2 separate regions of the Homo sapiens genome follow, and region 1 is linked to region 2. Evidence: read pairs that join two places in POLR2A ChIA-PET (ENCODE). Cell type or tissue: PC-9. All regions are shown on one strand. Links, peaks and the distances in the headings refer to the core of each region. The heading gives the core; the rest is flanking DNA.

The links. Peaks named below come from ENCODE experiments on the same cell type or tissue, not always from the same donor. Only the 100,000 strongest peaks of a DNase experiment are listed, where the experiment ranks them.
Region 1: POLR2A ChIA-PET joins it to region 2 with 14 read pairs; 13 of 35 experiments call an interaction of 5 or more read pairs at or near these places.

What each region holds. Positions count from the first base shown.
Region 1 is chr19:47,545,182-47,554,083 of GRCh38, reverse strand. It overlaps ZNF541 (zinc finger protein 541), which reads left to right. Exons shown (of 17, transcript NM_001277075.3): 4 at 4,599-4,839; 5 at 8,104-8,902. Among named protein-coding and RNA genes, the nearest start is that of ZNF541, 24 kb to the left of the region's middle. In PC-9, for the core only: no CTCF peak of the experiment used is centred there; DNase peaks (open chromatin) are centred at 1,623 and 4,443; H3K27me3 peaks cover 29 bases.
Region 2 is chr19:47,617,161-47,626,215 of GRCh38, reverse strand. All of the region lies in intron 1 of BICRA (BRD4 interacting chromatin remodeling complex associated protein), which reads right to left. Among named protein-coding and RNA genes, the nearest start is that of BICRA, 13 kb to the right of the region's middle. RefSeq lists an enhancer at 5,084-5,644. In PC-9, for the core only: no CTCF peak of the experiment used is centred there; no DNase peak of the experiment used is centred there.

The DNA.
Region 1 (8,902 bases), core at 903-8,902, 72 kb after region 2:
TATAATTCCATTTAAGTTGTAAGAGTTGGTGTATTTGCTTTCATATTGAAGGTAGACCTTCATACTGAGGGTCACTGAAATAGCTATTCCATTGGACTGTTAGACCATATTCTTGCTGTTTGGACTGTTAAAGTGTTTCTGTGAACAACTTTGTACATGTTGAGTTTTCTTTTGGATTAGTTCTTTGAATATTTTCCTCAAAGTCAGTTTACCCAGACGGAGCATTAAACAATTTTATAGCTCTGGCCGGACATGGTGGCTCATGCCTATAATCCTAGTACTTTGGGAGGCTGAGGTGGGCGGATCGCTTGAGATAAGGAGTTCCACTCCAGCCCAGCCAACATGGCGAAACCCCATCTCTACTAAAAATACAATAATTTGGCCAGGCGTGGTGGCTCACGCCTGTAATCCCAGCACTTTGGGAGGCCGAGGCAGGCGGATCATGAGGTCAGGAGTTCAAGACCATCCTGGCTAACATAGTGAAATCTGTCTACTAAAAATACAAAAATTATCTGGGTGTGGTGGTACGTGCCTGTAATCCCAGCTACTTGGGAGGCTGAGGCAGGAAAATCGCTTGAACCAGGGAGTCGGAGGTTGCAGTGAGCCGAGATTGCACCACAGCACTCCAGCCTGGCAACAGAGCAAGACTCCGTCTCAAAAAAAAAAAAAAAAAAAGAATTAGCCTGGCATGGTGGTGGGTGCCTGTAATCCCAGCTACTCGGGAGGCTGAGGCAGGAGAACTGCTTGAATCTGGGAGATGGAGGTTACAGTGAGCTGAGATCATGCTACTGCACTCCAGGCTGGGCAACAGAGTGAGACTCCATCTCAACAAATAAATAAATAAATAAATGTTAAAAAACTGTAGAGCCCTTATAACACTGGTTTCTAAGAAGATCAAGTGACTTCCCAGGCTAGTTCCTCTGTTTGCCTGTTTTTCAGTGTCCTTGCCAATTTTTATTTATTTATTTATTTTTTTGAGACGGAGTCTTTCTCTGTCACCAGGTTAGAGTGTAATGGTGCAATCTTGGCTCACTGCAACCTCCACCTCCCGGGTTCAGGCGATTCTCCTGCCTCAGCCTCCCGAGTAGCTGGGATTACAGGTGTCCCCCACCACGCCCAGCTAATTTTTGTATTTTTAGTAGAGACGGGGTTTCACCATCTTGGCCAGACTGGTCTCAAACTCCTGACCTCATGATCCACCCTCCTCGGCCTCCCAAAGTGCTGGGATTACAGGCATAAGCCACCGTGCCCGGCCTCCTTGCCAATTTTTAAAAACGTTTTGTTTTCTAGTTTTATAGTTGCTTTAATAGGCTTTTTTTTTTTTTTTTTTTTTTTTTTTTTGAGATGGAGTCTCGCTCTATCGCCCAGGCTAGAGTGCAGTGGTGCGATCTCGGCTCACTGCAAGCTCCGCCTCCCGGGTTCATGCCATTCTCCTGCCTCAGCCTCCCTAGTAGCTGGGACCACAGGCGCCCGCCACTGCCCCCAGCTAATTTTTTGTATTTTTAGTAGAGACGGGGTTTCACCATGTTAGCCAGGATGGTCTCGATTTTAATAGGCATTTTTAAGTGACTGAGTAAGGCTAAGGACTTTTGCCTGAGGGAGCCCGGTTTTTCCTTGTTGAAACTGTTGGAGTTATTTGACTACTCATTATAGTAATTTCTCAGAGGACAAAGACAAAGGCCAAGCAAGTTCCATGACAAATGGCCACAGGCAGGATTGGGAGGAGAGTCTAGGCCTCAAGACTCCCAGCCCAGTTTCCCTTCTGCTGTGTCTGTCACACTGCATCTCATGAGCCACAGAGAATTTGCACGATTGGATCCTTTAGAGCAACCTCCTGCTCTTCCCATGCCCTGGCCCATTGAATTCTTGGATCCCATCTCCATAGTATCCCTGATAAATTATTATTTCCAAACTTGCCATCTTGGCTGGGCACAGTGGCTCATGCACTTTGTAATCCCAGCACTTTGGGAGGCTGAGGTGGGAGGATCGCTTGAGGCCAGAAGTTTGAGACTAGCCTGGCCAACATGGCAAAACCCCGTCTCTACTAAAAATATAAGAATTAGCCTGGCATGGTGGCAGGCGCCTCTAATCTCAGCCACTCAGGAGGCTGACGCAGGAGAATCACTTGAACCCAGGAGGCAGAGGTTGCAGTGAGCCAAGATGGCGCCATTGCACTCCAGCGTGGGTGACTGAGTGAGACTCCATCTCAACAAACAAACAAACTTGCCATCTCATAAGGCAGTTTAAGCCAGGTGCTATGTATGGTTCACGCCTGTAATCCCAGCACTTTGGGAGGCCAAGTCAGGAGGATTGCTTGAGTCCAGGAGATTGAGACTAACCTGGGCAACATAGTGAGACCCCATCTCTACAACAAATAACAATTTAAAAATCAGCTGGGGTGGTGGTGGCCCGTGCTACTCAATAGGCTGAGGTGGGAGGATCACTTGAGACCAGGACTTAGAGACTGCAATGAGCTGTGATCGCACCACTGTACTGTAGCCTGGGTGACAGAATAAGACCCTGTCTCAAGAAATAAAAATAAAAATTAGCTGGGCATGGTGGTGTGCACGTGTAGTCTCACCTGCTTGGGAGGCTGAGTCAGAAGGACTGCTCACGCCCAGGAGTTCAAGGCTGCGGTGAGCTATGATTGCGTCTGTGAATAACCCCTGCACTCTAGCCTGGACAACATAGTGAGACCCCATCTCTATCAAGAAAATAATAAGAAATAAGAAGTTAAAAAGGCAGGCTGGGCGCGGTGGCTCACACCTGTAATCCCAGCACTTTGGGAGGCTGAGGTGGGTGGATCACCTGAGGCCAGAAGTTCGAGACCAGCCTGGCCAACATGGTGAAACCCCATCTCTACTAAAAATACAAAAGTTAGTTGGACATGGTGGCAGGTACCTGTAGTCCCAGCTACTGCAGAGGCTGAGGCTTGAACCTGGGAGGCAGAGGTTGCAGTGAGCCGAGATTGCGCCACTGCCCTCTAGCCTGGGCAACAGAGTAAGACTCAGTCTCAAAAAAAAAAAAAATTAAAAAAAAAAAGACAGTCTAATCCACCTTTCAGGTCAATCTAAAAAGTAGAAAAATCTTTTATTATTCCTTCATCTAACATACAGTTATTGAGTGCCTGTGAGTGCCAGAATGGGAACTCTCGCATCTGAGAACACAGCAGTGAGCAAGGCCAAACCCTATGTTTCCAGTGGTGTGAGGTCAGCTTCCCTTTAATTTTCATTCACCAAGCCTAGCTCTACAACAAATAACAATTTAAAAATCAGCTGGGAGTGGTGGTGGCCCGTGTAGTCCCAGCTACTCAGTAGGCTGAGGTGGGAGGATCACTTGAGCCCAGGACTTAGAGACTGCAATGAGCTGTGATCGCACCACTGTACTTAGAGCAAGACAGAAGCAGTCTGCTGTCTCCTGTATACACTGGCCCTTCAGATATTTGAAGACGTCTGACCTCTCCAAACTGAATATTCCCAGTTCCTTTAACTATTTCTTGGGTGATGTGATTCATAACTATATATTTTATCATTTTATCCAAGGGATACATAAAATATAAACAATTTACCTATACAAAAAGAGGAAAATAAAACCAGCTAATAATCCTACTAGTCCATCTGATTCTTTCTTTCTTTTCTTTCTTTCTTTTCCTTTCTTTTTCTTTTTCTTTCCTTTCTTTCTTTGCTTCTCTCCTTATCTTTCTCTTTCTCTTTCCTTCTTTCCTTCCTTCCTTCCTTTCTTTCTCTTTCTCTCTCTCTCTTTCTCTCTCTCTTTCCTTCCTTCCTTCCTCCTTCCTTCCTTCCTGTCTTTCTTTCTTTCTTTTTCTTTTTCTTTGACAGAGTCCCACTCTGTCGCCCAGGCTAGAGTGCAGTGGTGCTATCTCAGCTTACTGCAGCTTCCGCCTCCTGGGTTCAAGCAGTTCTCGTGCCTCAGCCTCCCAAATAGCCGGGATTACAGACACACACCACCATGCCCAGCTAATTTTTGTATTTTTGGTAGAGACGGGGTTTCACCATGTTGGCCAGGCTCGTCCTGAACTCCTGACCTCAAATGATCCGCCTGCTTCAGCCTCCCAAAGTGCTGGGATTACAGGTGTGAGCTACCACACCCAACCCAGATATTAGGTTGTTTATAACATTTCACCAGGAAAAGCAGTATGACAGTTTACTCCCTTGCAGCTAGATCTTTGTACAAAGCTACATTTATTTCCTTATGTGAAAACCCCAAAAACAGAATTGGCTGGGTGTGTGCAAGGATTTCTACTTTTCCAAGGTTTTGGATAATATATTTCTAATTGCCGTTCCAAGAGTACCAGGTGATGGTGTGGTCATAAAGCCCAGCCCATTGTGGTCATGCTGCTCTGGAAGGGCTTCAGTCTGCAGTCATCCCTCCACACGTGGCACCAAGTCCGGGTGCCATCCTGCAGGGCTTCTGTTCCCCTCACCTGCTCCTGAACCTTGTTTACTTTGTGTGGAGCAAGAGTTCTCGCGCAACACTTACAAGGCCACCATGGTTCTAAGAGGTGTAGAGTGCCTTAGTCGTGCTTTTCGCTTGGTTGCCTTGGCTGTGTATAACCTGTGCTTTCTCCCTCTGTTTAGACCTGGGGCTAGGTGTGCTTAAGGCTAAAGAGGCTGACGAAGGAGGAAGGGCCACCTCGGGGAGTGCCAGGAAAGGAAAGCGGCAGCACAGTTCCCCTCAAAACCCACTTCTGGACTGCAGCCTGTGCGGGAAGGTGTTCAGCAGCGCCAGTTCTCTGAGCAAGCACTACCTGACACACAGCCAGGAAAGGAAGCACGTCTGCAAAATCTGCAGCAAGGCCTTTAAGCGCCAGGACCACCTGTATGTGGGAGTCTGGTCAGAAAAACGTCTGTTCAGGGGCTGGGGGTGGGGACATGTTCCTGGGTCTTCTTCCTATTCTCCCAGATCAACCTGCTGTCTCGTCCTCTGTTGGGTTTTCCAGACGTGTATTACCTCTGCTCAGCCGCAGCCACAGCCACTCCATGCTTTTTTTTTTTTTTTGTCTGTCATCCGGGCTGGAGTGTAGTGGCATGATCTCGGCTCACTGCAACCTCCGCCTCCCGGGTTCAAGTGATTCTCCTGCCTCAGCCTCCTGAGTAGCTAGGATTACAAGCGCCCGCCACCACACCCAGCTAATTTTTGTATTATTTTTAGTAGAGACAGGGTTTCACCATGTTGGCCAGGCTGATCTTGAACTCCTGACCTCAAGTGATCCTCCCGCCTTGGCCTCCCAAAGTTCTGGGATTACAGGTGTGAGCCACCGTGCCCAGCCCACTCCGTTCTTCTCACACCATCAGAGCGCAGGGAAGAGAGTGGGCGCTGCTGTCCCAGCCCCTAAATTCACGCCTGTGAGGAAGCCCCTGCTTCTGTTTGCAGATGGGCTGCTTGTGGGTTAAAAACGCCTAACAGCTGGCTTCTGAGTCAATTGTGTCATGGGAGGAGTTGGGCTAACTTTATAGAGCTATGTCCTGAGTCTCTGGTAGGTGTCTGAGGAAAACGGATCTGTGTTCTCTGTGTTTTGGGATAGCACGAGACAGGAAAGATGAGACGCCTGCTTCTAGAACATGGCAATGGAGAATTAACCCTTGTTTTTCTTTTTTTTTCTTTTTTTTTTTTTTTTTTTGAGATGGAGTCTTGCTCTGTCACCCAGGCTGGAGTGCAGTGGCACGATCTCGGCTCACTACAACCTTCACCTCCCAGGTTCAAGCGATTCTCCTGCCTCAGCCTCCAGAGCAGCTGGGACTACAGGCGCATGCCACCCCGCCCAGCTAATTTTTGTATTTTTAGTAGAGATGGGGTTTCACCATATTGGCCAGGCTGGTCTCAAACTCCTGACCTTGTGATCCACCTGCCTCAGCCTCCCAAAGTGCTGGGATTACAAGCGTGAGCCACCGCACCCGGCCCCAGCTTTGTTTTTCTTTTCTATTTTTTTTTTTGTTTTTTTTTCTTTTTTAAAAAACTCATTCTTTTCCTTTTAACTTTTGACTTAAAAAGTGTCAGGAGCAAAATTTCCTTTTTTTTTTTTTTTGGACAGTCTTGCTCTGTCACTCAGGCTGGAGTGCAGAGGTGTGATCTCAGCTCACTGCAAGCCTCTGCCTCCTGGGTTCAAGTGATTTTCCTGCCTCCTCATCTTGAGTAGCTAGGACTACAGGCATGCACTATCATGCCTGGCTAATTTTTGTATTTTTAGTAGAGACAGGATTTCTCAAGTGATCTGCGTGACTCGGCCTCCCCAAAGTGCTGGGATTACAGGTGTGAGCCACCGCTTAATGTCTTGGAAATGATAAGCTTGTCTTGCCTGTGGGGGAAAGAAAGACACATGTTTTTCAAACCAGGAGACCTGCAAGTGGGAGATGAAAGTACTTAGCATTCTTATGGGGCTCCTCCCTTTCACAAGGGGCTTTGACTAATCCATCTTTCATCTTATCCTCTCACCCACACCTACCCCAGGAAAAGGAGCCAATTTGCTCATGTCACAAGTTGGTAATAGCTGGGGGTAGAACTTAGGTCTCCTGATTCCCTCTCTGTTGCTTCCCTCAGACAGAGGCTGAGGGTGAGCCTTTGGGGAAAGACTTTATGATTTAGTCCACATCGACTAGGACTGTCCAGAGCAGGGCTGTTGGGGGCCCAGAGGGTGATGTACTCCTCTGCTTATATTTATAATGTGTTAATGCAGAGGTAGGTGTGATGCAATACATATTTACATGCATTTCTGTTTGCAGAAACTATAGGCACATTTGGCTGTTTGGCTCTATAATGTTTCTATGGATTGGGCCTCTGTAAATTGGCTTCTTTGCTGTGGGGGGTTCCAGGTAGCATCTTCTTAGGGGTCTCCTACGGTAAGGCACAGATTCCTTTGTTAAAGGAAGGATCGTCCCCAAGTTAGCATCTCCTCCAGTCTATTCTGCAGAATTCTGGTTCTCAGGAATGCTAATAGGGGCTTTTTGAAAACAAAACCAAAAACAGTTCTCTGGGCAAATAAGTTTGAGAGACACTGAAAGTTAAACAGGTCTCTCTCTGTGTGGCTTTTACATTTGCTACTGTGTGCCGGCTACAGTGGCTCACGCCTGTAATCTCAGCACTTTGGGAGGCCAAGGCAGGCAGATCACTTGAGGGTCAGGAGTTCGAGACCAGCTTGGCCAACAAGGCAAAACCCCGTCTCTACTAAAAATACAAAAATTAGCTGGGCGTGGTGGCACGCACCTGTAGTCCCAGCTACTTGGAGGCTGAGGCACAAGAATCGCTTGAACCTGGGGGGCAGAGTTGCAGTGAGCCGAGATCGTGCCATTGCACTCCAGCCTGGGTGACAGAGCAAGACTCCGTCTCAAAAACAAAAAATTAATTAATTAAATTTGCTACTGTGCATCGTGAACCTCCAAGGAGTGAATGGTGTTTTTTCAAAACTTATTTATTAGCTGTGCCAAAGTCCTTGAGGAGCAACTCTGGAGGTCTTTGTGTTCCTTGGGAACCCACTCTGGGGAAATCTGATCTGGCCTCAGTGGATTTTTTTTTTTGTATTTTTTAAAATTTTATTTATTTGTTTGTTTGTTTATTGAGATAGAGTCTCACTCTGTCACCCAGGCTGGAGTGCAGTGGTGTGATCTCGGCTCACTGCAATGCACTTCATCTCCTGGGTACAAGTGATTCTCTTGCCTCAGCTTCCCCAGTAGCTGGGATTACTGGCATGTGCCACTACACCCAGCTAAATTTTTTGTATTTTTAGTAGAGACGGGTTTTACCATGTTGGCCAGGCTGGTCTCAAACTCCTGACCTCAAGTGATCCACTCACCTCGGCCTCCCAAAGTGCTGGGATTACAGGCATGAGCCACTGTGCCCCGCTGGTTTTTTTTTTTTTTTTTACTTTTCTGTAAGGGGTTTGCTTAAAGGTGAGGGGAGAGGAACTCCCCTGCCAGATGGCTTTGACCGAAGCAGGGTTTGCTGGGTGGTCTTTCCTCGTGGGGGCTGAGTACAATTTCTGAATTGTGGTGCAACTGTACCACAGACTTTTGGGGGCCACCAGGGTCCTACAGCAGAAAGCCCGGTCCCAGGTGCCCCGGTGACGCCCCTGCTTGTGTCTGGCTCCAGGACCGGGCACATGCTCACCCACCAGAAGACAAAGCCCTTCGTGTGCATCGAGCAGGGCTGCAGCAAGAGCTACTGCGACTACCGCTCTCTGCGCCGGCACTACGAGGTCCATCACGGCCTGTGCATCCTGAAGGAAGCCCCCCCGGAGGAAGAGGCCTGCGGGGACTCCCCCCACGCCCACGAGTCGGCCGGCCAGCCGCCCCCCAGCAGCCTGCGGTCCCTGGTGCCCCCAGAGGCCAGGTCCCCCGGCTCCCTCCTGCCCCACCGGGACCTCCTGCGCCGCATCGTGAGTAGCATCGTCCACCAGAAGACCCCTTCTCCTGGCCCAGCCCCGGCGGGGGCTTCAGACAGCGAAGGGAGGAACACTGCCTGTCCCTGCCCCGCCTCATCGGGGTCCTCGTCCTGCACCCCAGCCGGCCCCCACGCGGCCCCAGCAGCGCTGGACACCGAGCTTCCCGAGGAGCCTTGCCTCCCACAGAAAGAGCCGGCCACTGACGTGTTCACAGCCCCTAATTCCAGGGCCGCCGAGAACGGCGCCCCCGACCCGCCAGAGCCGGAGCCAGATACCGCGCTGCTCCAGGCCCGGTCCACCGCGGAGTGCTGGCCCGAAGGCGGCTCCGTGCCTGCCTGCCTGCCTCTCTTCCGAGGCCAGACGGTCCCTGCCAGTTCCCAGCCATCGAGCCACAGCTTCCAGTGGCTCCGGAACCTGCCGGGCTGTCCCAAAAGCAAAGGCAACAACGTGTTTGTTGTCCACAAGCCCTCGGCCGTGCCCTCGCGGGAGGGCTCCGAGTCTGGCCCG
Region 2 (9,055 bases), core at 685-8,684:
CTGATGCTTGTAAGTGGCCTAGACCAGAACCAAGCTGGGGCGAGCCAAGGTAAGTGCTGGCTGTGATTATCATGGTTATTGCCATCACGATCCGTGAACAGCTCTTAACTGGCTCCCCACCCCTCCTGAACCCCTTTGCCAAACTTTGGGATACAGAGTCAAGTGTGTGTTTCTCTGGGGAAAAGTCTGTGGCCTCTAAGCAGATTCCTAAAAGGACTGGAGCTCCCTCTTACCCCAAATTAAGAACCACCATTTGCTCATAAGACCCAGGGGCCAAGAAACAAAAGGCGCCTCTCCATGTCGAGCAAGGCAGCTGCCAGAGCTCTCCCTAACTACCAGCTCCCCGTGCCCCCGGCCCCCACACAGCCCCACGGCCTCCCTCTCCTCCTGTGTCTCTCAGCCCATCCATGCTGGCCTCCTGAACGCTTTCCCAATTGTACACACAACCTCTGCCTTCACACCCTCTCCACTTCGCAAACTGTGAGCAAACTTCACTTCTGAGCCCAACCCAGTACCACCTCCTCCAGGCTCTTCCAGAACCTTCCCTCACCTTCTTTCCTTTTCTCTCCTAAGCCTCCAACTCAGCTCAGAAACTCAAAAACCCAATCCAAACCCAACCCAATCTCCTCACGATCTGTATAAAGGTCACCTGGCCCCTCAATCATTCAGTATCAGTTAGGGGTTTATTCAGTCCTTGTCAGACCCTGAGGATGTCACCTAACATGGAAATAAGCTCAGTGAAGTGAAGGAAATTGGACGAGAAAGTCAAAGAGGGCTTCCCCGAGGAGGGAGCATTTAAGCAGAGACCTGCGAGATGTGGCCCCAAAAGAGTTGGAGGCCACAGTGAACCACAATCACGCCACCGCAATCCAGCCTGGGCACCAGTGAGACCCTGTCTCTTAAAAAAAAAAAAAAAAGGCCAGGTTGGTGGCTCACACCTGTAATCTCAACACTTTGGGAGGCTGAGGAGGGCAAATCACTGGAGGTCAGGAGTTCGAGACCAGCCTGGCCAACATGGTGAAACCCTATCTCTACTAAAAATACAAAAATTAGCTGGGCGTGGTGGCTCACGCCTGTAATCCCAGCTACTCAGGAGGCTGAGGCAGGAGAACTACTTGAACCCAGGAGGTGGAGGTTGCAGTGAGCTGAGATCACGTCACTGCACTTCACCCTGGGCAACAGAGTGAGACTCTGTCTCAAAAAAAAAAAAAAAAAAAAAAAAAGCCAGGTGCAGTGGCTCATGTCTGTAATCCCAGCACTGTGGGAGACTGAGTCAGGAGGATCACTTGAGCCCGGGAGTTCAAGGCCAGCCTGGGCAACATAGTGAAACCTCATCTCTGCAAAAACTTAAAAAATCAGCCAGGTATGGTGGCACATGCCTGCGGTCCCAACTACTCGGGTAGCTGAGGTTGGAGGAACGCTTGAGCCTGGGAGGTCAAGACAGGAGTGAGTATGATCACACCACTGCATTCCAGCCTGGGCGACAGAATGAGACCCTATCTTCCAAAGAAAAAAAAAAAAGTCAGGGCGTGGCAGTGGGAGGTACAGGCATAACTTGTTACTACACTTCAAAGACACAGCATTTTTTTACGAACTGAAGGTTTCTGGCAACCCTTTGTCCAGTGAGTCTATCTGCATCATTTTCCCAGTCACAAGCTCACTTCATGTCAGTATCAGCATATTTTAGCAATAAAGCAATTTTTAATTAAGGTATGTACACTGGTTTTTTTAGACATGATGTTATTGCACACTTAACAGATTGCAGTATCGTATAAACGTAACTTTTGTATCCACTGGAGAATCAAAAAACGTGTGTGGCTCGCTCTATTGTGATACTCACTTTACTGCACTGTCTAGAACCTAACCTGCCTGCTCTCTGGGGTATGCTTGTAGCAGGGGAAGATGACTCTGGGCAGAGTACAGTGCAGGCCGAGGTGGGGAGGCGGGAACCAGCTTGGTGAGTGAAAGGCAAGATGAAAAGGGTAGGAGATAAGCCAGGCCAGATCAGAAAGACTTTGTACGGAGCTGAAGAGGTTTTACCTGAGGGCACTAGGGAGTCACAATCTGCCGGGCATGTTGGCTCACGCCTGTAATCCCAGCACTTTGGGAGGCAGAGGTGGGCGGATCATCTGAGGTCGGGAGTTCAAGACCAGCCTGGCCAACATGGAGAAACCCCGACGCTACTAAAAACACAAAATTAGCCGGGCGCGGTGGTGCGTGCCTGTAATCCCAGCTACTCGGGGAGCTGAGGCACGAGAATCTCTTGAACGCCGAAGGCAGAGGTTGCGGTGAGCCAAGATCGCGCCACTGCACTCCAGCCTGGGCAACAAGAACTAAACTCGGTCTCAGTCTCAAAAAAAAAAAAAAAAGAGAGAGAGAGAAAGAACACTTCCTTCCACCCAGCTGCTCAGGGCAATGACCTTGGATCATGCTAGATTCCCTGTTTTTCTTACCCTACCCCCAAGCCCCAAAGCCTGCCCTAGAAGCTCCCTCCTCCAGGAAGCCTACCCTGATGCCTCCCCGCCTGACCTCCCCAGGCTCAGCTGGCAATCCTCAGACACTGATCTGGCTTTGCAGGGGAATGGGTGTGTTCCTGCCTCATCGCTCTCCCCAGTCCCTGAAGGCACAGCACCGGCTATTTGTGCTGGAGGTGAGAACATGGGCCACAGTCCAAGCAGTAGGAAGCCTGAGTGTGAGTCTGAATTAACCAGGAGGACGAAAATCCCAGCTCAGGCAGCAGCTCCCTGTGTGACCTTGGGAAGTCATTTTACCTCTGTGCCTCTGTGACAGGGAGATGGTGAACACCTGGGGGTCTGACCCTCATGAGGATTTGAAGTGAACTGTACTACCTGCAGCCCATGGAGCGCACAGCAGGGAGGAGCAGCAGGGAGGGACAGGTAACCAACAAGGCGACCCTCTAAACACAGCACTGGGAGGAAAAGCAGCAGGAGGAGAAACAGAAGCAGTATCCTTTCTGTAAAGCAAAAATCCATCGCACAAAGCAAGCAATTCACTCCAGCACAGGAGGTCGCTGACGGGGAGGGGAATGAAAATAAAAGGGAATTTTATAAATAGGAGTATATATTTTTATATATAATAATGTATAGTTTTATATTTCTATTATGTATTATGTAATGTCTAATATATGAGAGTACACACACACACACTTTTTTTTTTTTGAGATGGCCTCTCGTTCTGTCACCCAGGCTGGAGTGCAGTGGCACTATCTCGGCTCATTGCAACCTCCGCCTCCTGGGCTCAAACAATTCTCTGCCTCAGCCTCCTGAGTAGCTAGGATTACAGGTGCCTGCCACCATGCCCAGCTAATTTTTGTATTTTTAGTAGAGATGGGGCTTCACCATGTTGCCCAGGCTGGTCTTGAACTCCTGACCTCGTGATCCACCCACCTTGGGCTCCCAAAGTGCTAGGATTACAGGCATGAGCCACCGCACCCGGCCCACTCCTAAATTTTTTTTTTTTTTTTTTTTTTTTGAGACAGAGTCTCACTCTGTCACCCAGGCTGGAGTGCAGTGGCACAATCTCGGCTCACTGCAAGCTCCGCCTCCCGGGTTCACACCATTCTCCTGCCTCAGTCTCCCGAGTAGCTGGGACTACAGGCGCCAGCCACTACGTCCAGCTAATTTTTTGTATTTTTAGTAGAGACAGGGTTTCACCGCATTAGCCAGGATGGTCTCGATCTCCTGACCTCGTGATCTGCCCGCCTCAGCCTCCCAAAGTGCTGGGATTACAGGCGTGAGCCACCACGCCCGGCCCACTCCTACATATTTTTAAGCAGACTTTTGTTAGAAACCAAGTTACACTCAGGCGTGGTGGCTCATGCCTGTAATCCCAGCACTCTGGGAGGCCAAGGCGAGAGGATCACCTGAGGTCAGGAGTTCGAGACTAGCCTGGCCAACATGGCGGCGAAACCCCATCTCTACTAAAAAAGTATGGCCGGGAGTGGTGGCTCACACCTGTAATTCCAGCACTTTGGGAGGCCATGGCGGGCAGATCACAAGGTGAGGAGTTCGAGACCAGCCTGGCCAACATAGTGAAACCTGTCTCTACTAAAAATACAAAAATTAGCTGGGCATGGTGGTGCAGGCCTGTAGTCCCAGCTACTCGGGAGGCTGAGGCAGGAGAACTGCTTGAACCCGGGAGGTAGAGGTTGCAGTGGGCCAAAATCGCACCACTGCACTCCAGCTTAGGCAACAGAGTGAGACTTCATCTCAAAAAAAAAAAAATAAAGTACAAAAATTAGCTGGGGGTGGTGGTGCACGCCTGTAACACCAGCTACTTGAGAAGCCAAGGCAGGAGAATTGCTTGAACCTGGGAGGTGGAGGTTGCAGTGAGCCAAGATCGCACTATTGCACTCCAGCCTGGGCGACAGAGCAAGGCTCCATCTTGAAAATAAAAAGAAACTGAGTTAAAGAAGTCTCTCAATTCAGGCCGGGTGCAGTGGCTCACGCCTGTAATCCCAGCACTTTGGGAGGCGGACGCCAGTGATCAACTGAGGTCAGGAGTTCAAAACCAGCCTGACATGGTGAAACCCCCTCTCTACTAAAAATACAAAAATCAGCCGGGTGTGGTGGCATGTGCCCGTAATCCCAGCTACTCAGGAGGCTGAGGCAGGAGAATTGCTTGAACCTGGGAGGCGGAGGTTGCAGTGAGCCAAGATAGCACCATTGCACTCCAGCCTGGGCAACAAGAGCAAAATTCCATCTCGCATTTAAAAAAAAAAAAAAAAAAGACTAAAAAATTTTAAATACAAAAGCAGGACCATGGAAGGGGACATGCTTGAGAAGGTACAAAGCACTGGGAAGACATCAGGGGATTTTGTTCCTTTGGCTAACGAGACAGAAATTTAACAGAAAAAGACAACCCTGCACAAAACAGCCTTGAGACAGCGGGCAAACTGCAGGGTGGGACAGGACTTTTCCTGAGTTTTATCAACTCCAAGATGCGCATTTTTCACACTTTTGTCTCTGAAAAGGAAGCTGCATCTTACAACTGATGGCTGCTTAGCCCAGGAAATACCCTGTCTGGCTTCCACTCCCAGGTGAACTGCAGGAGAAACACCAGAACTCATGGAGCCTCGGTTTCCCCGCTGAGCAGTGGGGAGGTCAACAATCCTGACCTACCTCCCAGGTTCCCATTCATTCCCTCTTTGAACAGCACTTAGGGAGTGAGTACAGGACTCCAGGCTCACACAGAGGCACCAGGGAGGCAGCCAGGGTCAGGACAAGCAATGGCCGTAGACAGAGATCGAGTGGGGCTCCAAGACCCATGGCCGCCTTGACTGGATGACAGGCCTGCTGGGGAGCTCTGCTGCTGCCGGAAGAGGCCTAGGATTTAGGGCTGGGCTACCTGTGCAAAAGAACTACTCAGAGACAGCGCTTGATGAAAATGCTGTTTCCTGGACGCCACTCATCGGGATTCCCAGGAGTTTGGTCTGTGTGGAGCCCAGGGATGGTCATTTTTCACAAGCATCCCTGGTCATTTGGAAGCATGTGGGTTTTGTTCTTGTTTTTTTTTTTTTTTTTTTTTTGAGACAGTCTCACTCTGTCGCCCAAGCTAAAGTGCAGTGGTATGATCACAGCTAACTGGAGCCTCGACCTTCTGGGCTCAAGTGATCCTCCCACCTCTCAGCTTCCCAAGTTGCTGGGACTACAAGCATGCACCACCATGCTCGGCTACTTTTTGTATTTTTTTGTAGAGACGGGGTTTCACCATGTTGCCCAAGCTGGTCTCAAACTCCCGACCTCAGGTGATCCACCTGCCCTGACCTCCCAAAGTGCTGGGATTAGAGGTGTGAGCCACTGCGCCCTGGCCAGTGGGACACTTTTTGAGAAACACACAGGAACTCCAAAGACAGGGTCTCTGCTCCCCTTTCTCCATCCCTGGGACATGCCTGTCATCCACCCATCCATTCATTCAACAAGCATCTACAGAGCACCTACTGCACACCAGGAGCTGAGAACACAGGAAACACAGCCCTCCCTTCTCATCTTCTGCAGTTTGGAGCCTCATGAGAAAGCCAGGCTTGAAGAAATACTCACGGGAAAGAATTTCTTAAAGGAAGACACTCCCGATACACACACACCAACATCCCTGCATCTCAAAAGGATCATGCTGAGCCGAAGATGCTCAACCCAACGGACTCCACGGGGCAGGACTCCCCCTCTGTGAAATTCTAGAAGAGGCAAGGCTGACCCACAATGACAAGGCAAGCCAGTGACTGCTTCTGGGAGCAGGTACTGACCAGGAAGGGGCAAAGGGCAACTTTCTGGCAGTGACGAGAATGTGCTGTATCTTGATAGGGGTTAGGACTCATGGAAAGGCATGCTTAAACTATGTGCATTTTAATGAATGGCTCTCTGCAGCCTCAGCCTCCTGGACTCAAGCAATTCTCCTACCTCAGCCTCCAGATTAGATCCAGGCAGGGGCCACCACAACTGGCTAAGGTCTTTATTTGTTTTTTGGAGAGATAGGGTCTTATTATGTTGCCTAGGCTGGTCTCGGACTCCCGGCCTCAAGTGATCCTCCCACCTCGCCCTCCCAAAAAGTGCTGGGATTACAGGTGTGAGCCACCGTGCCTGGCCCCTCTGCGGATTTTACTGTATACGAATTACACTTCAATGAAAAAGGATTGGGAGAGGCTGGGACCAGTGGCTCACACCTGTAATCCCAGCACTTCGGGAAGCCAAAGCAGGCAGATCACCTGAGGTCAGGAGTTCGAGACCAGCCTGGCCAACATGGTGAAACCTCATCTCTACTAAAAATACAAAAACTAACCGGGCGTGGTGGCGGGCGCCTATAATCCCAGCTACTCGGAAGGCTGAGGCAGGGAGAATGTCTTGAACCCGGGAGGCGGAGGTTGCAACGAGCCGAGATAGTGCCACTGCACTCCGGCCTAGGGGACAGAGCGAAACAGCGAGACCCCATCTCAAACACACACACACAAAAAAAAGGAAAAAAAAAAGGGGTTGGGAAAAAAAATGTGTATATATATATGTATATATACATATATATATACACTGTCCACGAAAGAGTAAGTATACACACAAAAGTAGGAGATCACCGCGCACGTTCTAGGGAGAGAAATTCCGCAGTACAGCAAGAGCTTGCTAAGCTGTGAGCTCAGACTTCTCCCAGGGAGAACTCCCGCACCCAGGCCGGGCGCCAAGTGTCTGAGGTCAATGAGACACTATGCGTGCCAGGTGATGGAGGTTATAGTCCAGCTAACTGTCACAGCCACCCTGTGAGGCAGGCGCTGTGGACATCTGCCCGCCCAGCCTCACACGGTGGACGAGAGTTGGCATCCAGCCTCTGGAAAGGTGGCTCCGGGGAGCTTCACCTGCAGGTGTCCCTGGACACTGGGCCATCCTCTGCCTCCAGGCAGCAGAGGCCACCAGGCGCTCCCTCAAGGACCCCAAGGGTCTTTAGCAAGGGTCTCACAGCCTCAGACAGATATTCCCGCTCACTCCGTTCCCAAGGTTACCAGGCTGGGACACAGAGGACATAAGAGGCTGAGAGGGGCCACGCTGAAGTTGGCAGCCCCCTAAACAGGCAAGCACTTCAAAGGGAGAGTGCAGAGGGACAGGGTGGGCATGGCAAGGGAATGAAGGTAGCGGGGCCGGGCTGGGGGGTCAAGGGGCATCAACCCTTCCTCTGCAATCCTAGAAACAGCATTTTTGTCCCCAACCTCAAGAGTATACACAGAAGCAATAACAACACTAACAATAGTGACCGTTTACTCTGAGCCAGGCACTTGCAAAACATCTTTTCCACGCTAGACCTTATTTAACAATAAGGTCATCCAAATAAGTATTTATTATCTCTCCTGTACTTCCAGTTCTCTAACCTGGACTAAAGGAGGGAAATAGCTTGCCACCAAGTCACAGGGTTAGAAGGAGCAGAAACAGGACTTTAACCCACACAGCTGACCCAGTTGCCCATCACCTCCAGGGTCATCCTAGGGGTCCATCCCCTGCTGCCAGCCCCACTTCAACTCTTCCTTTATGAGGACGATTTCTGCACAGAGTAACAGAACCTGTACCCCACACTGCATGCACCCAGGTGTGACCCCCAAACCTGTGTAATCAGAAACAACCCACAGGGTTTGAGGCTTGGTGTGGCCAAGACAGGGAATTCACCACAGTCCCAAAAAGGGGATCACAGAAAAAGGACCACCTGATCAAAGCCCACTCCCTGCTGCCTCAGTTTCCCAACCTATGAAATGGGCCTAATGCCACTTTCTTCATAGAACAGGACAGACTCTGGAGGTGCTGAAACAAATTCTGGATCCCAGAAATAACACCACCATTAATAACAATAATAATACAATGGAAATGATATGATATCTGGAATTTGCTTTAAAATACCTTGGCAAAAAAGAAAAAATATATGTGCACAGTAGGTAATGGCCAAAAAAAAAAGATCAGATCAGCAGAAAATTTTTGCAGAAGCTGGTGATGGTTACACAGGGGTGGTTGTGCTATTTTCTCAACTCTCGGTGAGTGCTTTAAAATTTCCTTAACAAAAAGTTAAAAAGGCCAGGTGCATAGCTCATGCTTGTAATCCCAGCACTTTGGGGGGCCTAGGTGAGCAGATCACCTGAGTTCAGGAGTTCGAGACCAGCCTGGCCAACATGGTGAAACCCCTTCTCTACTAAAAATACAACAATTAGCCGTGTGTGGTGGCAGGCACCTGTAATTCCAGCTACTCGGGAGACTGAGGCACGAGAACTGCTGGAGCCTGGGAGGCGGAGGTTGCAGTGAGCCGATATGGCGCCACTACACTCCAGTCTGGGTGACACAGTGAGAGCCTGTCTCAAAAAAATAAAAAATATAAGTTAAAATAACAATAAATAAATCTGCCAAGCCGAGTCTAGATGGCAAAAAAAAAGAAAAAAGAAAACAAAATAATAATAAACAAAGACGGCCAGGTGCAGTTGCTCATGCCTATAATCCCAGGACTTTGGGAGGCCAAAGTCGGAGGACTGTTGAGCCCAGAAGTTGGAGACCAGCCTGAGCAATATAGCAAGACCTTGTCT